Regions from separate parts of the Homo sapiens genome. Here region 2 is linked to region 1. The links are chromatin contacts, found by Hi-C or POLR2A ChIA-PET in ENCODE. All regions are on one chromosome and are shown on one strand. The core of a region is the stretch at or near the end of the contact, and the rest is flanking DNA. Distances in the headings are between cores, read along the strand shown. Region 1 overlaps LOC107984543 (a long non-coding RNA gene). Region 2 holds the start of LINC02399 (long intergenic non-protein coding RNA 2399).

Region 1 (7,273 bases), core at 1,709-4,208:
AAGACCAACCCCTCCTCTTCCTCCTCCTCTTCAGCCTACTCAATGTGAAGACAATGAAAATGAAGACCTTTCGGATGACCCACTTCCACTTAGTGAATAGTAAATATATTTTCTCTTCCTTATGATTTTCTTAGTAACATTTTCTTTTCTTATCTTTACTGTAAGAATACAGTATGTGATAGATGTAGCATACAAAAAATGTCTTAACTGGCTGTTTATGTTATCATTAAGGCTTCCAGTCAACAGTAGCTGTTAGTAGTTAATTTTCTGGGGACTCAAAAGTTATACATACATTTTCTACTGTGTGGAGGGGTTTGCATCCCTAACCCCCACATTTTTCAAGGGTCATCTGTAGTCACCTTTTAAAGTAAAACCTAAGTCTCCAGAATAACAGTCAGAATGTTATAATGTGATATATACTTATATTAAATATATAATATTATTAACTATTACTAATCATTGACTTATCGTCAAATTCTACCTCTTCTGAGAGGATGAGTTTTAGGAACTCTTTCAACAGTCCCACGTTAAGAAATTAATAACTATGATCGCCTTAGTCCAGACCTGAATGTTTAGATGGCATCATCTGGGTCCTGTTAGTGAATTAGAAACTATAATGTTATTCAGACATACCTTGAGATATTGTAGATTGGTTCTAGACTAGCACCATAAAGCAAATATTGCAATCAAGTGAGTCACATGAAAGTTTTGGTTTTCCAGCGCATATAAAAGTTATGTTTATACTATACTATATTAAATGTGCAATAGAAGTATGTCTAAAAAAACATACCTTAGTTAAAAAATACTTTATTGTTAAAACATGCTAATGATCATCTGAGCCTTCAATGAATTGTAATCTTTTTGATGATGAAGGGTCTTGCCTCAATGTTGATGGCTGTTGACTGATCAGGGTGGTGGTTACTAAAGGCTGGAGTAGCTGTGGCAATTTCTTAACATAAGACAGCAATGAAGTTTGCTGCATTGATTAATTCTTCTTTTGACAAAAGATTTCTCTGTATCGTGGAATTCTTTTAGGTAGTATTTTACCCACAGTAGAATTTCTTTCAAAGTTAGAATCAATCCTCTCCAAACCTGCCAGTGCTTTATTAATAAGTTTATGAAATGTTTAAATTCTTTGCTGTCATTTCTACAGTGTTCACAGCATCTTCCCCAGGAGTAGATTGCATCTGAAGAAACCAGTTTCCTTGCTTATCTGTAAGAAGCAACTCTTCATTTATTCAAATTTTTATCATGAAGTTGTAGAAACTCAGTACCACCTTAGGCTCCACTGCTAATTCTAGTCCTCTTTCTATTTTCACTACATTGCAGTAACTTCTGCTGCTGAAGTCTTAAACCCCTCAAAGACATCCATGAGGGTTAAAATCAACTTCTTCCAAACTCCTGTTAATGTTGATATTTTGACTTTCTCCCGTGAATCACAAATGTTCTCAATGGTATCTAGAAAGGCAAATCCTTTTTAAAAGGTTTTCAATTTACTTTACTCACATCCATCAAAAGAATCACTTTCTATGAAATTACTTCTTGATCCATGGGCTGTGGAATGGATGTTGTGTTAACAGAGAAGGAAACAATATTAATCTCCTTGTACATCTCCATGAGAGTTCTCGTGTGACCAGGTACATTGTCAGTAAGCACTAATATTTTTATTTTTTATTTTTGAGACAGAGTCTTGCTCTGTTGCCCAGGCTGGAGTACAGTGGCCCAGTTGTGGCTCACCGCAACCTCTGCCTCCTGGGTTCAAGCAATTTTCCTGCCTCAGCCTCCAGAGTAGCTGGGATTACAGGTGTGCACCATTACGCTTGGTTAATTTTTTTGTATTTTCAGTAGAGACGGGGTTTCGCCATGTTAGCCAAGTTGGTCTCGAACTCCTGGCCTCAAGTGACCTGCTCGCCTCAGTGTCCTTAAGTGTTGGGATTACAGGCATGAGCCACCATGCCCAAGAGAATTTAAAATTTAAATCACCATAACAAAGGCTAAGAATATGAAATAGTGGAAGGAAGGTATGTGATGGGCTTGTTCCCTTACAGCCAGGATACACTGAGGTACTCATGTGCAAGATTTGGAAGTTAGAAGTGTTGGGGAAGCTGTGCTTCTGTTTTTGCTAAGGGTAAACTTGATCAAGGAACAGTTGGTTTTCTGCAGTAAGGGAAACTGTACTAAATTCTCAGGTGTTGAGAGATGAGACATGGAGCTTCCATTTTGCTGGTGTGGATTGTGGATAGAGTGGTGTGTTCTTGGAATGAGCATTTGCATTTTCCCTGTTCTCCAGATTTCTGTTATATCTGAGGATCGTTTCTGGAATCTATGGCTAAATCTTGCTCCTCCAGCCCATACATTGCTAGGTAAGTTTCTATTTCTCTATATAAATGACTTTTCTGATTAGATAAGCTGGAGGGATTCTATATCGTCAACTTAATCTTAATATACTACTAAATGCTAAAAAGTACAAATGGTAATATTTCCCCTGACTTCCAGAAATATACTTCACATTTGTTAAAAATCTTACCCTGGAAGGTGGCAGAAAATGAACTAGATTCAAAGATTTTGGACTGGTAAATTTGCCTGTGGGTTTTGGTTTATGTTATTTTGAAATGTAATTTTAATAATTATTTATTTTTATCTCTATACACACATACATGGCTTAAGTCAAATTTTTACTAGGATTATAACACAAAAATAGACGCTATGTTAATCTACCTTTCTATACCTCAGATTCCTACTTCTTATAGATGTTTTAGCAATTTCTACTGGAATTTACATTTTTTTCTAAATAGCCTGCCTATGTTGCTATTTCTCGAGTTATTCCACTTTTATTTATTATCTTTTTACTTCCCTTTGTGGAAGATGAAAGCTTATCTTTTCTCCACTCTTCCATGACCAATATAAACATCTTTGCACTTTCCTTTTCTCACCATTTTCTTATCTAGATAGCAAATTTGTATGTCTTTAGTGTTTACATTGTCATGACTATACAGACATTATTACAGCTGAATCATGTAGTAAATAAGAATCACCTTTCCTTTCTCAGACATTGAATTTTTTTCCCCTGAGGTAATAATTATCTTACTTTTGCTTAGCTTTCTATGTACTTCTGTGCTAATTTGGCCAAAAATTTCCTACAGAGGTGTAAATCTCCTGCAAGATATTAAAACACATCAGGTCACTTTTTAATTTTTTTTTCTTTCTTCTTTGCTTCTTGGAAATACTCATTTGAGAGCCCACAGTCTTTCTGCTCCTAGAAGGAGCAGGCTAGGTCTATTGCACAACTGTCAACTGGAGCCCTCTCTTATGTTAAATCCCTGATTTCCTGAATCTTGAGTTTTCAGGTTTCTTGGTTTATTACCCCATTTTGGTAGTACCTTTCCTCTAGTAGCTTTCTGTGGTAAACGTTTTTTGGAGGGAACTTATATTTCTTTGTTCTACATTCATATGAATGATAAGTTAACTGGGTGTTAATATAATGTAATATTATTAAATGCTAGTGTGATATCCCAGCCCTGAGACATGCCTGGTGCATCCTGAACTAGAATTCTTCTAGTTAGTCTTTCTTGAGAGTAAAAACCCTAGCTCTTTCCTGAGGTCAGGAAGGGCAGTTCTGTGAATGCTTGGAATTGCAGAGAAGATAAATTTCTTGTATAGATGATCAGTTTGTTCTATTTTCAGCCCCACCTACACCCACTCTTTCAGAAATACCTCCAGTTTCTGAGCCTTCCTGGGGTCCTGCATTGTGAGTTGCAAGATATTTCTAGTCTGCTAGGTCAATAACCACTCATCCATCTGCTTTCTAGCTTTTAAAATTTTGTTGATGTCATCATAGTCTCTTTGTTCTTACAGGCTTGTGCTTTTTTATTCCCTTCACTGTTAATTTAGAGGGATTTGAGGAGTGGGGAGAAGAGGTTGATATATGTATACAATTTGTCATATTTCATTGGAATTTCTTTGATGATTGGTTTTATTATTTACTTATTTATTTTTTTGAGACGGAGTCTTGCTCTGTCACCTTGGGTGGCATGCAGTGGTGTGATCTCGGCTCACTGAAACCTCCAGCTCCTGGGTTCAAGCAATTCTCCTGCCTCAGCCTCCTGAGTAGCTGGGACTACAGGCACACATCACCATGCCCAGCTAATTTTTGTATTTTTGGTAGAGACAGGGTTTCACCATGTTGGCCAGGCTGGTCTCAAACTCCTGACCTCAAGTCATCCACCCACTTTGGCCTCCCAAAGTGCTAGGATTACAGGCATGAGCCACCGCCCAGTCAAGGATTTTGGTCCTTTTAACAAATTCAGAAACTTAATAACATAATTGTGTTAGATGTAAAAACAGACCAGTTTCACAAAATTCAGTAACTTCAGGAGAATTTTTTTTTTTGAGTTACCTGAAATGTCCCATAATTGTTCCTTTTAATTTTAATTTAGCTAACTAGTAATAATTATCCATGTCATAATTTGCCTGTTTGCCTTCTCCTCTCTTTAACATGATTCACGCATGGTCTTTTGTTGATGGTTGTTTTCTCGTCCTCTTGATATTTGTATTTCAGGTATCTATTATATTAATCCACAAAGGCATTGCAGGGCATTTCTCTGCTAATATTAGCTATACTTTGGGTTAAACTCTCATCTAGGAAACATCCTAACTTAGAAGATGGTTTTCCTTTGGGTCACTGCTTCAGGAATGCCAACTGAGTCTAAGAAGAAAGATATAAATCCTCATAATGTAACATTGTTAAATGCCAGACAATAGGATGCCTGGGTGAGTAGGAGGGTCTTAGGTGACATCTCCAAATACGAGGCTGATATTGACTTTAAAGTGCTTGCTTTTTGTGCTTATAGAGGTAACACATAAAATTTGTAGAAAATTAACTTGAAGAAAAGTATAAAAATGAAAGCAAAATTTATCATGAATTCCACAATTCAGAGACATCATCTTCTGTTAATCATTATTGATATATTTAGGTTTATTTTATCCAGCCTTATTTCACGTCTAAATGTGCATTAAAAATATTTTATTGGCCGGGCGCGGTGGCTCACGTCTGTAATCCCAGCACTTTGGGAGGCCGAGGCGGGCGGATCACGAGGTCAGGAGATCGAGACCATCTTGGCTAACACGGTGAAACCCCGTCTCTACTAAAAATACAAAAAATTAGCCGGGCAAGGTGGAGGGTGCCTGTAGGCCCAGCTATTCGGGAGGCTGAGGCAGGAGAATGGCGTAAACCCCGGGGGGCGGAGCCTGCAGTGAGCCGAGATCGCGCCACTGCACTCCAGCCTGGGCGACAGAGCGAGACTCCGTCACAAAAAAAAAAAAAAAAAATTTTATTATAGAAAACCTCAAATGTGCATAAAAGTAGATAGGAGAGTATAATGATCTCTATGTACTTGTTGTCTATCTCCCACAGTTAGCATTTTGCCAATCATGCTTCATTTATTTCTCACTTTATTATCTACTCACCGCTCACCTCCACTTTTTTGGCTATAGTATTTTAAAACAAATCCCACAAGTCGTTTAATTTCACTCATAAATACTTCAGTATATATCTTATCAGATAAAGTTTTTCTTTTGGTTTTAACATCAGTGCATGCTATTATCAGTCTCATAATAATTAAAATAGCAATTCTTGGCTGGGTGTGGTGACTCACTCCTGTAATCCCAGCACTTTGGGAGGCCGAGGTTGGGGTGGATCACCTGAAGTAAGGAGTTCGAGACCAGCCTGTCCAACATGGTGAAACCTGTCTGTACTAAAAATACAAAAATTAGCCGTAATCCCAGCTACTTGGGAGGCTGAGTCAGGAGAATTGCTTGAACCCGGGAGGCAGAGGTTACAGTGAGCCGATGGAGTCATTGCATGCCATCCTGGGTGACAAAAGTGAGACTCTGTCTCAAAAAAAAAAAAAAGCAATTCTTTAATATCATCTAGTATCAATGCATATTTAAATTTTTCTAATTATCTCAAAGATTACTTTTTTAAAAAAAGTGAAGTCTGTTAATAAGGATCCAAATAAAGTTCACATATTAAAATACATTGAATTGATATATTTTTTAAGTTTCTTTTAGTCCAGTTTCTTCTCCTTTTTAAAAATGCCATTCCTTTGTGAAATAACCCAGTTGTTTTATAGATATTTTATATCTGCATTTGACTAATTGCTTCCTCATGGTGTCATTTAACCTGTTTCCTGATTTCCAATATTTTCTGAGAGATTGGTAGTTGAATTTAGAAACTTGATATAATTCTGGTTCACTTTTATGTGTTATTTATTTTTTGACAGCCATATTTCATAGGCGATACTGTGCATTCTATTGTGTCACATCAAGAAGCACATGCCTGATTGTCCCACCTTTCATGATGCTGAGCTTGATCAATTGGTTTTCATAGTATCAGACTGATCCACCTATTGTAAAATTCCCTTAATGGTTTCATCATCCATTATAAACTTTTTTTGTACTTGCAAAATAGTGAACCTCTGATTCTATTATTCTTTTTGCACTTGTTAGCAAGAATTCTTCTATGAAGCAATAACTTCCCAGGCTGGGCACAGTGGCTCACGCCTGTAATCCCAGCACTTTGAGAGGCTGAGGTGGGAAGATTGTTTGAGGCCACAAGTTTGAGACCAGTGTGGGCAACATAGTAAGACCTCATCTGTAAAAAAAATTAAAAAATTAGCCAGGCATGGTGGTGCATGCCTGTAGTTCCAGCTACTCGGGAGGGTGAGATGGAGGATTGTTTGAACTTGGGAGGTGGAAGCTGCATTGAGCCGTAATGGCACCACTATACTGTAGACTGGGTGATGGAGAAAGAAACTGTCTCAAGAAAAAAAATTTTAAAACCCTAAAGCAATCATTAAATTTAATGTCTATATTATATTTAATAGTAGGAATATATAATAATTTATGTAATCATTATTTTCTTTCAGTTGCTGATAGTCTTTGTTCTTTTGTTATTAATATATATATAAAGCCAACATAGACAACTTCGTACAAATTCATCCGACCAAATGTCTGATAAATTCTGAAAAGCAGAATTATAAAGTCAAAGAATGTGAAGGTTCTTACTATATCTTGTCTGGGTCAATATTATTATTTAATATATAGCCGTTCTTTAATTGTCTTCATTCTTGAGATAGAAAACTTATCTGAAGTTGATGGCCATTTAACTGTTCTTTCTTTAGAATAACTTTTATTGAGTACAACTCTACCCATAATTAGCATGATAATACCTGAGGGATTGAGAAAGCTCAGCTGGCAGGAGAGATTCTTGATG
Region 2 (7,452 bases), core at 3,072-5,571, 130 kb after region 1:
TGACATTAGTTTCAGACCAAAAAGATACTTTGCAAAAAAAACTTTAGGTTGAATTGATTGTTTTTGAATCTTAACATGTAGAAAGATGACTTTGTAACATTTTTGGTATAGCTATAGCTGCTTTGAAAAGGTTTAGTGGAAAGCATAGACCAAGGGTTAGCATACTAGAGCCCTTGGGCTAAATCCAGCCCACTGCTTGTGTTCTAAGTAAAGTTGTACTGGAATACACAGCTACACCCATTTGTTTATGTAATGTCTATGGCTGTTTTCCTGCCACAGCTTCAGATTTGAGTAATTGTGACAGAGACTATCTGGCTCATAAAGCCTAAAATATTTATGATATGCCTCTTTACATAAAAAGTTTGCTTATGCCTTGTATAGACTAATGTTTTCCAAATTATGTCCCATGACACATTGGTTTCCTGTGAAATGTTAATAAACTTTCTTGAACAAGAGCCTTGTATTCAAACAAGTTTGGAAAATGCTGAATTAAAGTTAACCAGGGTTTCTTTCCAGTAGGACATCTGATAACATTTACTATGTTAATTGATAACCTACAAGAGCAGGGTTTATTATATATAGCATGCTCCCAAATTATCTGGTCATAGATTTTTTTTTTTCTCAGCAACATCTATTAACGTCATATAGTTTGGAAAATCTTAAATTAGTCTGTTTGGAAGGCTTTGCCAGGGTCATAAAATGGTATAAACTTGAAGCCATGGAGTTTTAATTCTAGGAGGTCTGTGTAGAAAGCCTGCTTGGTTCCAGAGATCAGAAAACCATTAACTGCTGGTGAATCACCTGAGCTGTCTTTGTCCCCTGACCTCTGTGAAGGAAATTTTAGTGTGAAGTAAAATTCCCAAGAGTTCTATTCAGAAATAGAGATCGGTGGTAGATTTATAAGGCCTCTAAGATGGTAACTGGAGTAAATGATACATTCAGCTTTCTGAGACTGTTTCTGAAAATTCAGCTTTCTCAATGTTTTAGGGTAAAATTTTGGGGGTAGATATTTGGAGTATTGTTTTCAGAGCTACAATATGACTTTCATGGGCACCAGGCACTTTTTCCTCTGTGGGACCCTTTTTCCATAAAAAAATTATTGACAGTTATATTTTATGACTGTATTTGTATAAAGACAAATATAATCTAGGCTGAATATATTCATTTTTTCTTCTGATTTGAAGAGATATTAATATTAAAACCTTTCATAGCCCCTAAAAATATTGTAGGCCTTAGGCACTGTTCCTGCTGGATGAGTCAGGCTTGAGAATTGTCAAGGCACAATCTATTTTCTGCAAGACCAAAACCTTCTTGAGAGTTATGTACTTTGTACTCCCCTTCTACCTTACTCACTTAAAATCTCTTGTATGTAGTATTGGTTCAATAATGTCTGTTGAATGAATGAATACATTATTAATTTCAAGATTCTCAAATACCTTGTTCGAGGACAAACATGAATAGCTGCACTAAAGGACATTTACTTTTCTTCCAAAGATCTAACCAAATTAATACAAATTATTGAAATAAATCGAAATACCAGAATGTGATAGAAAGAACTCTTTATGTTAGGTCTCTTGCCAGTAAGTAGCAGTGAAGCCGGTCATTTCGTAACTTTGGGCCTCAATTTCTAAATTAGTAAGAAAAATATTAGTTAAAATGATGGGGTTCTATACATACTTCTAATCAGAAGCCAGAGAAAATAGCTAAAATTTTTATAATTTTATAAGGTTATGAAATACTTAATCGGTTTTCAAAACAGCCTCAGTGGTAAATCTCCCAAGTTCATTTAAAAGTTAAACTCTCTCAGAAATGTTAATCATGGCAGATATGGTTACAGACTACATAATATGCTTTCAAAGGACAGTACATGAGCCCCTTCTAAGAGCAAAACAAATCAGAAAGTTCTTAAAATTCAATAAGAATCCTAATAAGCCACCTAACTCAATTTTCTTCCAACATAATCCTCTTCTTGGAGAATATTATTACCTGCTTTTTGTCATATCCTACTTGAAAGCTTTAGTACCCTAACCACAATGTTTTCTTTTACCAGGAATTTTGTCTAACCCAATGTACAATTAATAGAAAAGACATGACACAATTAATATATCACATAGTCAGTGATACCCACATAAGACTGTATGAGTGTAAATATTTAAAAAATAACTTACCAAACAAATATGCAGACTACTATCCATTTGCTATTAAATCAGGGATAAGAGCTTCTATTTTACCTGGTACTACTTCCAATTGAATTAAAAAAACCCATCACCATAAAAAAGGTAGGTTGGGCCAGTCACTTTTAAATTATAGAAATTTCTATCATTTTGTCTAATGGAATAATAGACAACTCAGGAAAAGGCCAGGCAGCACATTTCTGAAATACAGAACTGGATCGATGTGCTATGATTTTCATTTCAAGAGTGAGTAGACGTGAAAAACTGAAATTAGTTTGTCCGCAAGTCTCTCTCCTTTCTTTGCAGTTTGTGCTGTTCTTTCCTTGGAAGAGAAGAGTTGTGTAGGCTGACAATGCTGGTTCCCAGTACCCTCACCCCTCTCTGCCATTTCCCTCCATCCTGGATAAAAGAAGGCAGATTTATCAGTAGAAACTGAATGTGGCTGTGGAAAGCATTTTACCATTTGTCCCCTAAATATCATTTCATAGAGGATTCTTCTCTGGCATGGAGATCATATGTTTTGGATATTCCAGGAAAGTGTGAATTTCACATATTCTATTCCTCTGTCAGGCATGTGTACTGGTTTTGGGTTAGGGGTAGAATACCCACTTACTCCGGGTAGGTCTCTAAGCATGATAGTACATTTTTGGGTGCTAACCAAGACTCAGCCATGAAAGATCTGGGAAAAATGTAGCATTAATCACGGGGCCAGGACATATTAAGAAGAAATTTCTCACACATGTGATTCTAAACTGCACATTCTTAAACAGGTTTTCCATCTCAATTTTCAATGGACTTTATTGACTTAGTCCATTGCATGAAGGCTCAAGGTGATTTTGCTTTGAAACACTCAAAGAGAGCCTTATTGAAATATGTTATTGATGTTGAAAATGACGCTGGATAAGAATAGCTGTCCTAAATGGATCTTTGACCCCTTAATGTAATCAAGATTATCAGGGATTTTTTTCCCCCTCTTGAGGCAACGGTTTTGTCATGGAAAAAAATGAGTGAGAACAATCAGAATGTTTTCTAGATTAGATACTAGGTGTCGGAATACAGAAGATGTCTGTTCTGGCAGACTGATTATTTTTCCAATACCAAGTACAGTACAGTTTCTGGTTTACAATCCCCGCCTTCCCTGGTGCCAGGTTGCTTTGCCTGAAAACTCCCATCCCAGGAACTTGAAGCACCATTCAATACAGCTACAGTATACAGGGCAAAGCTCCATTTCAAAGGTCAATGTATAATGAGATAGGAAGAATCAGCTTCTAGAAGGGTATGAAGTCCATATTTGAATGGTTCTCAAACTTATATTCTGAAGGGAAACTTATTACTTTTGTTTCTTTTCCCAAATTTGGTCTTCCCAGATGTTAAGGATCCTGGTGTCAAATTGGAACCCAGCCTACTTGACGTTGAAGTCTCCAGAATATAGTTTGGCTTCAGGGAATGTAGCTGCCTTGTGCGGTATCTGGAAGAGGCTTCTTTGATTGTGACTTTTACTATGTGGCCAGTTCTGATGGTCTGGTGTATTTTCAGAAGAATGTTGAACGTAAGGTTAATCAGGGAGATTTTAATTTATTGGGCACTATAGACGTGAAACTTTTTAAAAGCTGATGAAAATATTTGAAAACTGGAAAAAATTATAGGCTACAAAATAGAAATACACTGCAAAATGAAAGTTTCAAAAACAAAATTATAAAAATCCTTTTGCAGCATAAAGAAAAATGTTATGTTTAGGATGAGATTGGGTATGTATGTATGTATTAACATGTTTGGTATGATGTGGGCAGAGCAGGAAGGGCTCAGCTATGAACCTCTTACTGTGGCCCTGCGGCTGGGCATATTGAGATACAGCAATAGATACTTCTGGGTTTAAATAAACACTTTTTCTTTTCTGGATAAAAGTTTATTGTTTCTGGTTTGCCTCTCAACAAGAGATACTAGTAATACCAGCTTCGATCTAAAAACTTCAATTTCCTATGACAGCAACTGAACAATGTCTTGAAATTCCATCATTGTTAGACTGGGTGGGAAAATTCTAGCTGAACCTGCTTCTTTTATTAAGAGGATTGGGCTTTGTGACCTCAGAGAAGAATTTTGGCAAAACAGATATGCTGATTCTAGTCCTGGTAGCAATTGCTGGGCTCTCAGCAACTCTTCATGTGGGCTCTTCCCTTCCCCCTTTCAAAACTTGCAATTAACCCTGGGTAAGAGCCTTTTTTATTGAAATTCAGTTGAGGGACCCATAATTTAACTGTACGTCAGGAAACAAGAGAGACAGAAACTAGGAGTTTTGCCAGACACCGGGGAACAGCTTTATATTATCACGGAATCCTCAAGTTGGAAGGGGCTTTCAAAATCCTCCTGCTCAACCCCCACACTCTACAGATGAAGGAAGGCAGGAAGGCCAAGATGAGAAGTTACTTACTCCAGGTCTTAGAGGTGATTTGTGATTTGTGGCAGAGAAAGGATTAGCAAACAGGCTCCTGACCTTCTGTCTCACTCCATGCTGACTGAGAGTGGAAGAAAAAATAAAGTCCACTTTGGTGTGGAAATGCTTTCTACTAAGATTAGAGGAGAATGAATCATTGGAATTTTTTTTTTTTTTTAAACAGTGATTCAGAGCAAACTGCGTAGAGTATGCAAGATACAGGGAAACACTGAATCCTGGGGCTGACAGTTTACATCCTGGCTGTTTACCAAGTGTGTATAGACATGGAGTCTTTTGATTCTGCTTGTTGAATAATTATATTTGATCTTAAAATCTCCCCAGCTATACTGTGATAGGTTTTGTGCCTTACAGTTTATGAAGTCTCCAGTTATTAGTGTGGGCAAAGTCTTGTTGTATATAGAGAACAGCTTGTAAATTTTTTGCTCTGAGAATCTCCAAGGTGAAATCCACTCATATATACTCATTGCTAATAGGAATAATGATAGATTCTGTGCTTTTCTTATTAAGTGTTGAGTTGATTTGGATGCAGCAGTTCTGCAATTTCCTAAAATACATCTTTGTGTTTCAGTAATGGAAAGCTCAGAAATTCTCTACAGAGATATTCTCTCACTTTTAAGCCCCACCTGCTATTTAGGCAAGGCAAATATTCCACTGGTGGAAGATGTAACTCAGGGCTAATAATCTGCTTTTCAGAAATGTTATTTCCAAGATATTGACAGAATGACTTCAAACTCCTGAGCAAAGCATAGGGAGACGGATTTCCTAAGAGGCAGAGTGTTTTCTTTAAAAAGCTCTGCAACAAGCCCAGGTTATCTTTTACAGTCTGGAAGATAGCAGTTTAACCAAGATAAAAAGCTGTAAATGGTTATTAATCTACAACAGCCATTACTTTTGCACTGGGACATGATTTTTCCACTGAGCCCAAGCCTGTTCCAGGTTGGATTTCTGATTTCTTTCCATTGAATGAAAGGACAGGGCTGTTTTTACCAATATAATGACACTTCCTTTTCAACAAACAACAGAGCAAAGGCCCTTGTTTTTGTACTCTTGTCTCTACATAACTTTGCTTTTGTGGTGCAATGAATGGCACAGTTGTCCTCTTCTTTATGTTTTAAAAAATCATACTTTTGCTAAGTTGCTAGGAACTATATACATTTTAGTTTACTTCATAAACAACTGAAATAATAAAATTCCTATTTTTCTGTTCTTGAGGGACTAAGGGCCCTTTTAAAAAGCACTTACTGTCTCTCTCTCTGTGATTTTAATTTTAATTTCCTCATTCAAAAATGACAATAACAATATTACTTCAAAGGGTTATTGGGAGGGGTAAATGAAATAATATGTGTCTGAGAAAGTATATGTTAGTTGTCCCTTTTGTACAAATGAATGAAATGATTTACTCAATTGAAATCCATGTTGGCCAAACTTCAGCTCCGGATTAGACACTGATGAATAACTTTTTTTTTTCTTTTTATAGGTCCATCTTGAAAATCTTACTGTGATTCATGAATATAAATATTCAGTATCTTTCACTGTATCTATGCCCACTATTGAGCAGGTCTATATTTTCAGTCCTGTTTATATGCTATTTACAATGATCGTCAAACACACTTAAGCAATTCCTTTTTATTCCTCATGCAATGGGAAGTAAGCAAACATTCCATGAGGTTCATTTTATGAAGCAATAAAAGAAAGTTAGTCATCAAATAAAATAAAATGGTAAAATCAAGAGACTTACTTATTCAAACTGTTTACAATCTTTCAAATAAAAATAAAAATGATTTTATAGAAAACAGATATTGAAGTAATACAACCTTTAAGCTTCCACTTGCATCCCAGATTGGACCCCACCTAGAAGAAATTTGGAATAGAGTGAATTGAATTTAGTGGTTGACTCATAATCTGGGCAAGAGACTTTTAGTCTTTCCCTTCCTGTAGTTTGCTGATTTCCCTAGAACACTTACTGCCCTTCAGAACAAGCAGGCTTCTATGGTAACCAGTGAAGTAAATGGACCCCGTTGCCAGGAAAGGTACATGAAACAAAACCAAAACAAGGCAGACAGGAAGACAGGGGCTTCCCTAGCGGTTGAATTAAGAGTTGTCAGGGGAAACATAGAAATACAATTATGAAACAGCTCAGTGCGATGTGTTAATATTGATTGTGATAATGATAGCAGTAGCATATGGATTAATATGTGGTAAAAGCTGCGGCCTTTTTCTTTCCTTTTAGAACTTTGCCTTTGATTACATATGCACAGATTTCTATGACACTGTTCAATAACTAACATCTATTGAGAACCAACTATTTGCCAAAATTTTACATTTAGTTTTAAAAACCATTATAGCCACCTTAAAAGTACATTGTGATACTAATTTTACAGATTCTTCCAAACTCAGTTTATCAGCCATCCCTGATAAGCCACTTAGGTCTCTCAGTCAAATGGTCCAGTGGAATCCTGTGGAGCTCTTAGAACGTTTGTAATTATGCAATTAATGATCATAATACTTAAAGTTTAATGTTCATGTTCTCTGCCAGTTTTTAGAGTGAGACAAGCACAATGCCTTGTTCACTGGCCCATCTCTAGAGCCTGGCATGGTAGCTGGCACACAGTGAAAGCTCAGTAGACACCTTTGGCTGAGATATAAAAAGACCAAGGCTTTCTGACTTTTGCTCAATTGTACACAAGTATTGAAACCTCAGCCAGGGGCTTTTCACTAAACACTCTGCCTGAGATGTTGTTTTGTCTTAAGAATTCAGAGTACATAGACATTCTATCCTCTTGGGTATTAATCACATTTCAGTAATCTAAAAAAGAGAAATAGTAT

Evidence for each region. A loop is a pair of places that touch in the nucleus more often than their neighbours do. ChIA-PET counts read pairs that join two places held with the same protein, here RNA polymerase II (POLR2A). Pooled maps may share reads with other maps.
Region 2: a map of PC-3 shows a loop between it and region 1 (4-fold over the local background). The contact joins the promoter of LINC02399 here to the enhancer-like site in region 1. A Hi-C loop is called at or near these places in 2 of 168 maps with a recorded cell type or tissue (PC-3 and endothelial cell of umbilical vein), 1 of 37 single-sample maps with no recorded cell type and 7 of 50 pooled maps. POLR2A ChIA-PET finds 5 or more read pairs at or near these places in 3 of 52 experiments (GM12878, HEK293 and T-cell).

The regions. Positions count from the first base shown.
Region 1 is chr12:89,814,738-89,822,010 of GRCh38, forward strand. It overlaps LOC107984543 (a long non-coding RNA gene), which reads left to right. Exons shown (of 7, transcript XR_007063399.1): 5 at 1-99; 6 at 1,154-1,215; 7 at 2,291-2,363. Among named protein-coding and RNA genes, the nearest start is that of ATP2B1-AS1, 110 kb to the left of the region's middle. Within about 2 kb of position 2,959, at least 2 of the 41 ENCODE cell types and tissues checked have a DNase peak (open chromatin) inside an H3K27ac peak, as active enhancers do; they include PC-3, where a contact is called at or near this core.
Region 2 is chr12:89,943,372-89,950,823 of GRCh38, forward strand. It overlaps LINC02399 (long intergenic non-protein coding RNA 2399), which reads left to right and starts at 4,322. Exons shown (of 3, transcript NR_135019.1): 1 at 4,322-4,381; 2 at 4,790-4,877; 3 at 6,104-6,355. The region is part of intron 6 of LOC105369890 (a long non-coding RNA gene); the gene reads left to right.